Linked DNA regions of Mus musculus: region 2 is linked to region 1. Evidence: chromatin contacts called from ENCODE POLR2A ChIA-PET data. All regions are on one chromosome and are shown on one strand. The core of a region is the stretch at or near the end of the contact, and the rest is flanking DNA. Distances in the headings are between cores, read along the strand shown. Region 1 holds the start of Suv39h2 (suppressor of variegation 3-9 2). Region 2 holds the start of Fam107b (family with sequence similarity 107, member B).

Region 1 (3,450 bases), core at 607-3,106:
TTTTAGCTTCATTTATTTTGTGCATGGTAAAATGTATTTTCATCATGCATAAGCCAGAGAATTCTACTTTAAGTGGAGAGCATAGTGAGCTTTGTAATACTTGTTTCCTACAGTTTTCAAGCCAGCAGTTACAAAACAGAATACAAGGTGGAAATATTCCATAAGCCAGACTTGAAAATCAGACATACTAAACAATACCCGTACGGAGGCCAGAAATGAACTGTATTACATCCTGGATTTAAAAATATAATCACACAACTGATGTCTAGAAAAATGTAACAAACTTCACTACCCCTACTATCAGGATAAATACAAGATGATCAAAAGTCCTCTGCTCTACCCGTTGGTGGGTCACCTAGCTACACAACTTTGGGAAAGTCCCAATCTTTTTGTGTATGGGATTCACTGGAAAAAAGTGTGTTTTGTTGAGAACAGAGGTGACCAAAGAAAATGTATCTCTAACTCATCAAGCTGTCTTTAGTTCTCCGAAGTGGTGGGCAAAAACCTTTTTAAGGTAAGTTTCCAGGAAGGGACAGCGTAACCGCTCAAATTTTCCCCGCAGTCCTTCCTCATCCTTCCCAGTAAGGACTTCATTGTCAGAAACCAGTGAGGATAGCTTCCGAACTCCAGTGACTGCAAACAACTCATATTTCTGGCACCTGCAAAAAGACTTTCCTTCAAATTTGCCAGAATACATTTATTTGCTTAGGTGTGGCGGTTTGGAGACAAGAAAGCTGTAAAAAACGTCTCATAAATCGCTTCTAAAAATCTTAAGGCTGTTTTGTCTTAATGCTAATCTCCTTATGCTAATCATCTGCAAAGGAGAGTCCTCTTGTTTATGTAACCAAGTTGTTTGCTGTTTTATTTATCTTTTCAATTTTTACCCCTAGCTGAGAATCTGAAAACACAACACTATAATGGAGGGTGGTGTTGAATCGGAGGATCAACGTACATATATTCGTATGAAAACGTCATAACGAAGCGTTACGTGTAATTACAATGCACCGCCCCTCGCAACAGAAATGCTACATTTTGGGGGCATCTCGAAATGTTAAAAAGAAAAATTGCCAACACTTGGTTTACAAAATCCCACAGCCAAAAATGATGAGAGGAAAACGCCTCATTGTCTAGATTATAACATCCCGTTTATAAAAACCATTCCACCATCCCATCCCCACCACGCTTCAAGGAGGCAAGAGCTACCTACGGGAATAATAGTGTCACCATCTGGGTGGAGCGGAGGAAAGAGCTGGAGAACAACCTTTTCATTCCAGAAGGCTTTGCACAACCCAGACTTTCAAAGGGCGCGCGACTCGAGCGCACGCACGCGCACTGCGTGCCCCGGCTTCAGCATCCACAGAAATAACCTGCAAGTTCCAGCCGGGCCCCCCAAAGTTTCCCGGAGCTCAGGGCTGCGTGTGCAGGCGCTTCACGGCGAGGCCAGACCCGCTCGAACGCAGGCACCAGGGGATTCCCTTTCTCCAGCACCGCACCTCAGCCCCGCCACCACCCCCAACCCCCGGCTCGGAGGTGGCGACCGCTACCGCCGCAGCGCGTGTGCTTTCCTGCTCACCCTTGAATAAGGCACCTCGTGCACACTCGTCGCCAAAGACCGCGGCCCGCGGAGCTCCGGACCACGCTCGCTGGGAGCCGGCGCGCCTCTCGCCCGCAGACGGCCGCGAGCGTCGCGCCGTCAGGGTCTCCGCGCGGCGGCGTCTCGCCGTTCGCCTGGCCTTGGGCCTCGGGGGCGGACCTGGAGCCCGGTGACACCGCGCTCCTGCCTCACTGCCCCGTGCCTTGGCCCTGGCCGCCGCCATCTTGCGGAGCTTTCATTCAAACTGGCGCGGTCAGCCCGAAGAACTCAGCTGGCCACACGCCCCGCCCCGGCCCGCCAGGGACTCCGGAGCGGGGAGGCTGAGAGGAGCGAGGCGTTCTGACGTCAGCGGAGACCGACCCCTGCGGTGGTAGCTACCGCGCCTGCGCCGCACGGTGGGGGCGGGAAGGGGCGGGGCCTTCCGTGGAAACTGGCCCTGCCCGTCGCTGGCTTGTTACTCGCTTTGACTTCGGAGGTCGCTTGCCATGATTCTTCATGCGGTCCCCTGAGTCGCTTCACAAAGACCTGACGTGCCCGCCACAAAACGCAAAATAGGCTGTGCGGGGTTAGTGTGCGCAGGTAGCTCCTTTCCCACTCTTGTTCCTCAGCACTTCAACCCAACGAAGCCCCACTACTTTTCCTTTCACTCCACACCACCAGGACTCAGGATCTTAAAATTTGACTGCATGTTGGGTTCACCTGGAGAGGTGCTGTCTGTTTAAACCACTCAAAGAGATTCTGATGAGTTGATGTGGCCATGTAGCAGCTGGACTCAAAGGAAAAGCCTGACAATTGTGAGAATCCAACCAACCCCGCCAAGAACCCTCTTAGTTAAGGCAAACGTAAAAGGTACACTTAGGACAAGGACTTACTAACATTAACAGACTTAAGCTGAGGGCAGGTTTTAGCCATATATGCTTGGGGAGAGTCAGGTCGTTCTCGGTTTTACCACTGTAAATCTGAAAACTTGTAAGAGGAACCATTATACACAAAAGACCATCGGCAATTCTGTAAGCCAGTCATGTCAATGCTATTCACAAGCACATACTGCCTGTCTTCTCTTCAGCCAAAACAGCCTAGCTGCCTTGACCTCTCCATTGCTCCCCTTCCAGCCACTTCCCACCCAGCTAAGGAGACTTTAAAACAGAAAATGAAACAAGCCTCAGACTTGCTTTGTCTGAGAAGCATGTTCAAGTCCTGACCCTTTTGCTTCCACTTTGGTGAGCTGGAATTACAGGTGCTAGCCAAAGCTCCCTTCTCCCCCAATAAACACTTTAAACTGGAAATCACGGTCTAGATCAAAGAACTGACTGACTCCCCTTCATGTGCTGCTCCCTCTCACGTGACTAGATTTAACTCAAATGTTACTTCTTCAGAGGCCACTCAGGCATTCTGTCTGGCTTTGTTCTCTAGCTCTTCTTTAAAAGCTTTTGTCAAAAAACGGTCAGGGTAGAGTCTTACAAATATTTTTGGTCTTGCTAAGTTTTATTTTAAAAATTGGCAAAGGATGCTGGAAGCAGAGGATAGCTTGGTGGAATAGCAGTTGTCTGATAGATCCAAGGCTCTGTGTTTTTTTGTTTGTTTTTTAGACAGGGTTTCTCTGTGTAGCCCTGGCTGTCCTGGAACTCACTTTGTAGACCAGGGCTGGCCTCGAACTCAGAAATCCACCTGCCTCTGCCTTCCGAGTGCTGGGATTAAAGGTATGTGCCACCACTGCCTGGCTCCCTTGTTTTTCTTAATTCTAGGGCATAGAGTAGAGCCAGCCACTCCAACCTTCCTCAGTGTCTACTCTCTATTCTCAGAGTGTAGAAGAGTAGGCCCGAAGCCTCTCAGGAAACCCATGAACACAGAACCCC
Region 2 (3,583 bases), core at 910-3,409, 240 kb after region 1:
TATTCCAGGCAGAGGCAGAATCCCACTGTCAGTGGTCACAGAGCAGCAGCACAGTGGCTGAGCAGAGCCCCAGGTGCTTAGGGGTGTAGGAAGAGCATGGGACCATGGTCAAGGTGGTTTCAGGGAAGGGTACTTTCCTTTGGAGGACTGCACTAAGCAGCTTGAACTTCACCTTGTAGCAGGAATTGGGAACCTGTTACACATTAGACATTGGATCTATAATGCTCCTAAGAGGTTCATGCTTTCAGTGTGTGTTCTAAGCCAGTGGTGGTGCTTGGGGGGCTACGGTATTTTCAGGGTGTAGATTGCTAGCAGTGGGCTTTTGAAAATGATAACTGGCAGCTTATTCTACTCTTATTCTTGTCTGCTTCTGGACACTCATTTGTAAAGTCACCATTGGATACACCAGCCACCGGGAAGGACACAAGCTTGTGAAACTGTGAGCCCAAGTAAACCCTCCTTCCCCTGTTTCTATCAGGTGTTTTGTCAAAATGGCAGGAAAAATAGCTAAAACAATAGATATTGTAGCAGCAGCAGCAGCAGCACCTGCTGCAGCAACAGCAGTGGTGGATCAGTTTTGATTTAAAAGTTCACCCAGAAAGCAGCTGGGACCCTGACACAATGGTGGCTAGGACCAGTTAGAACACCATTACCATACTGTGGTCACAGAGCCCAGAGGCAAGTGTGGTGGGCACTACCGGAGATGGGGAGGGGATAGCTGCTCATCCTATTCAGAACTTAGGAGTTGATGTCAGTGTGGGTAGGGGTAGGAGTCTAGGCAGGATCCCTCTGCTTGGAGACTAGGGAGCCATCAGGGGGAGAGGAAACTCCATGCATGGGGGTGAATGGCAGAAGACTGCGAGTGAAGCACAGCAGAGAGCCCCTGGGACTGGGAAGGCTCTGAGGAAATTATTGTTGGCTTACCTCTATGAGAAAGCGGCAAAGGAATATTGCAAAGTTATCACTATTACGTGCTGTATTTTAGACTAATGTGAAGTAATGTGAATCCTGGGGTGAGTGTGTCTATTGCTCCTGGATTGGGAGGATGCCCAGGAGCTGGCTAAGAGGACTCTGTAAGACTGAAACATTTGGAATAGGTAATTTGCTCATTGAAATCCACTGACAGCATTTTTCCCCCTGTGCAAATATGACCTAAGCTCTTTGAGTCAGAAAAGTTTCCTAATAAATAAATCCTTAGTCATCTGTTGCCAAGAAAATGAAAAGGCTTTGGTATGGAATCCATCAACCTGCTGGCCTTGTTCTCACCCTGAGACAGGGCCTGCTTTTGAACTCGTGATTCATGTAAATGGCTGAACTCGTGATTCATGTAAATGGCACCCTTGGAATTTTGGGTAGGGCAGGGAAACAATTCAGGAGAGCTAGAGAATGAAATTAGATTTTTTTTTTTTAAAGATCAGATCAGTCCTTCCTTGATCTAAATTCTCCATCTGCCCTTTGGTGAGGGTGGAGAGGAAAGCCCAGGTCAGTGGGTTCTGAGCCTTCAGTTGACTGTGACTTTATGTAATTATAACAAACTCCTTTTTTGATTTTCTTCCAAAAAAAATATTTGGCAGGGTTTCAACAGACCGAAGAGAAAGGGGTGGGGGAGAACAAAAAGGAGAGAGAACACAGAGATACAATAAGAGATACACAGTAACATAGAGACATAGACACACAGTAAGAGAGCTACAGATACATAAAGACATAAGACACAGAGAGACAGAAAGGACAAACAGAAAGAGAAACAGAGAGAGCAAGAGAAGGACAAACAGAGAGACAGAGCATGAGAGGGACAGACAGAGAGAAACACATATACAAAGGAGAGACAGAAAGATGAGAAATAAACTCAAAAGCAGATGCATAATGAATTTTAAATTGTGGGCCCCGTGAACTTGCAGCTGACACCTTCCATTAGACAGGTGACAACTTTTCCTTCCACCTTCCTGGTCCTTTCCTGGGCACCCAAGCAAAGGAAAGTAAACCCGCACAACAGAGGCCCCTGCCACATGACCAAGGATCCAGAGCTCTCATCTGAGTCCACTAGGGCAAAGCAAGGCTGAAAGCTCGGGGGGCGTGGTCGGCCGTTCGGGGGCGTGGCCTAGGAGTTGGGCGTGACTTAGTGATGACTCAGCGGCCCCGCCCCGTCCCCGGCCCGCCCCGCCACTTAATTCTGACGCGCGAGGCCGCCGGGTGCGAGAGCCGCCCCGAGCCGGACGGGCTTCTTACTCCGGCGTTGCAACCGCCGTCGGAACCGCCCTCTCGCCACCTCGGTGGCTAAGGTGCCGGGTACCAACGCCAGCAGCGGAGCGCGCCAGGGAGCAGCGCGCCTTTGTGCGAGGTAGGCTGGCCCCACACTTACTTCTCACACAAAGACGAGGGGCTTGCAAGGCGGCCGCCCGCCGGGAGAAAGCGACGGGTGTCTGACCCCGGCCTGGGGGACCCTGTCGTTGGCCTGCAGGGCGGGCTGGGGTATGCGGTCCCTCGGGCGTAGGCGAGCAGCGGGGAGCCTGGTGGCCCTGCGCTGCTTGGGGAGGTCTAGGGTGCAGGGCCCGGGCGGCGGCCCGGATCGAGGGGCGCCGGGGCGGAGGGGCCCCCTGGAGAGGGGGGAATCCAGGCTGCTGCTTGGTTGGTTCATTGTTGCATCCTCGGCCCTGCAGACCCAGACCTTAAGACCCAGGCTGCAGTGGCTGCGCGCCCCGGGCCAGATGCCCGCCTTGCCTGTCCCGGCAGCAGGACAGGGTCAGCGTCCCGAAGCCGGCTCCTACCCGGCAGACAAAGGCGGGGTCGTGCTGCTTTGAAAGGTGGTAGTGACACTGTTTCCTGTCTGCAAGTAACTTTTCTATGTTGGACTCTGCTGTGCCTCTTGGAGTCCGGTCAAGCCAGGGGGTTTGGGTGATGTCAGCGCAGAAGTCCCCACATTTTTGGGGGACTCAGTGATTGCCTCCTGAAACATTTCTGGATGACTGGGAGGTAATCTGGTGTATAAGAGCCAAGTTTTGACATGTGTGCTGGAAGTGAAGCGTCCCCAGCTCTCTTTGAAATGTAGAGAGTTCCTGTTGAGAGGATGAAGTGCACACACCAGCCATCCCAATCCCTTCTCAGATTTTTGTCCAGGACTGCTAAGTGAGGTTACTTAGTCAGAATGGGGGGTGATACTGGAGGCGCCAACAGGGGAACAGAAGGAGCCCTGTTTGGCTTGACTTTCTGAATTTGAGCCTCCCTGCTAACAGGTACACTTTCTCTAGGCATGCTACCTCACTAGCATTTGGACATGTTAAAGTTGCTCTAAATCCTGTCAGAGATGCCTGTCTAGGGACGGTTCCTTAGTGTTTGGAGTTTCAGGCTTTACAACTTTGAATTAATAATCATATATATTTGTGATAAATTAAAAACCAGAAGATAGGTCACTCATGTGGCCACCACCCACACATACCCTGAGGATGAAGGTGTATTTGCTTTATAGGTGGCAGGGAAGTTTGTGTGTGTGTGTGTGTGTATGTGTGTGTGTGAGAGAGAGAGAGAGAGAGAGAGAGAGAGTCTAAATGAACACATTGTTAATTCCTAACCTTTATACTTGTCTAAA

The links. ChIA-PET counts read pairs that join two places held with the same protein, here RNA polymerase II (POLR2A).
Region 2: POLR2A ChIA-PET joins it to region 1 with 21 read pairs in embryonic stem cell. The contact joins the promoter of Fam107b here to the promoter of Suv39h2 in region 1. POLR2A ChIA-PET finds 5 or more read pairs at or near these places in 4 of 5 experiments (Patski and embryonic stem cell).

The regions. Positions count from the first base shown.
Region 1 is chr2:3,473,130-3,476,579 of GRCm38, forward strand. It overlaps Suv39h2 (suppressor of variegation 3-9 2), which reads right to left and starts at 1,857. Exons shown (of 6, transcript NM_022724.4): 1 at 1,574-1,857. The coding sequence starts at 1,817. It also overlaps a transcript of Dclre1c not described here.
Region 2 is chr2:3,711,299-3,714,881 of GRCm38, forward strand. Fam107b (family with sequence similarity 107, member B) reads left to right here and starts at 2,160. Exons shown (of 4, transcript NM_025626.4): 1 at 2,160-2,338.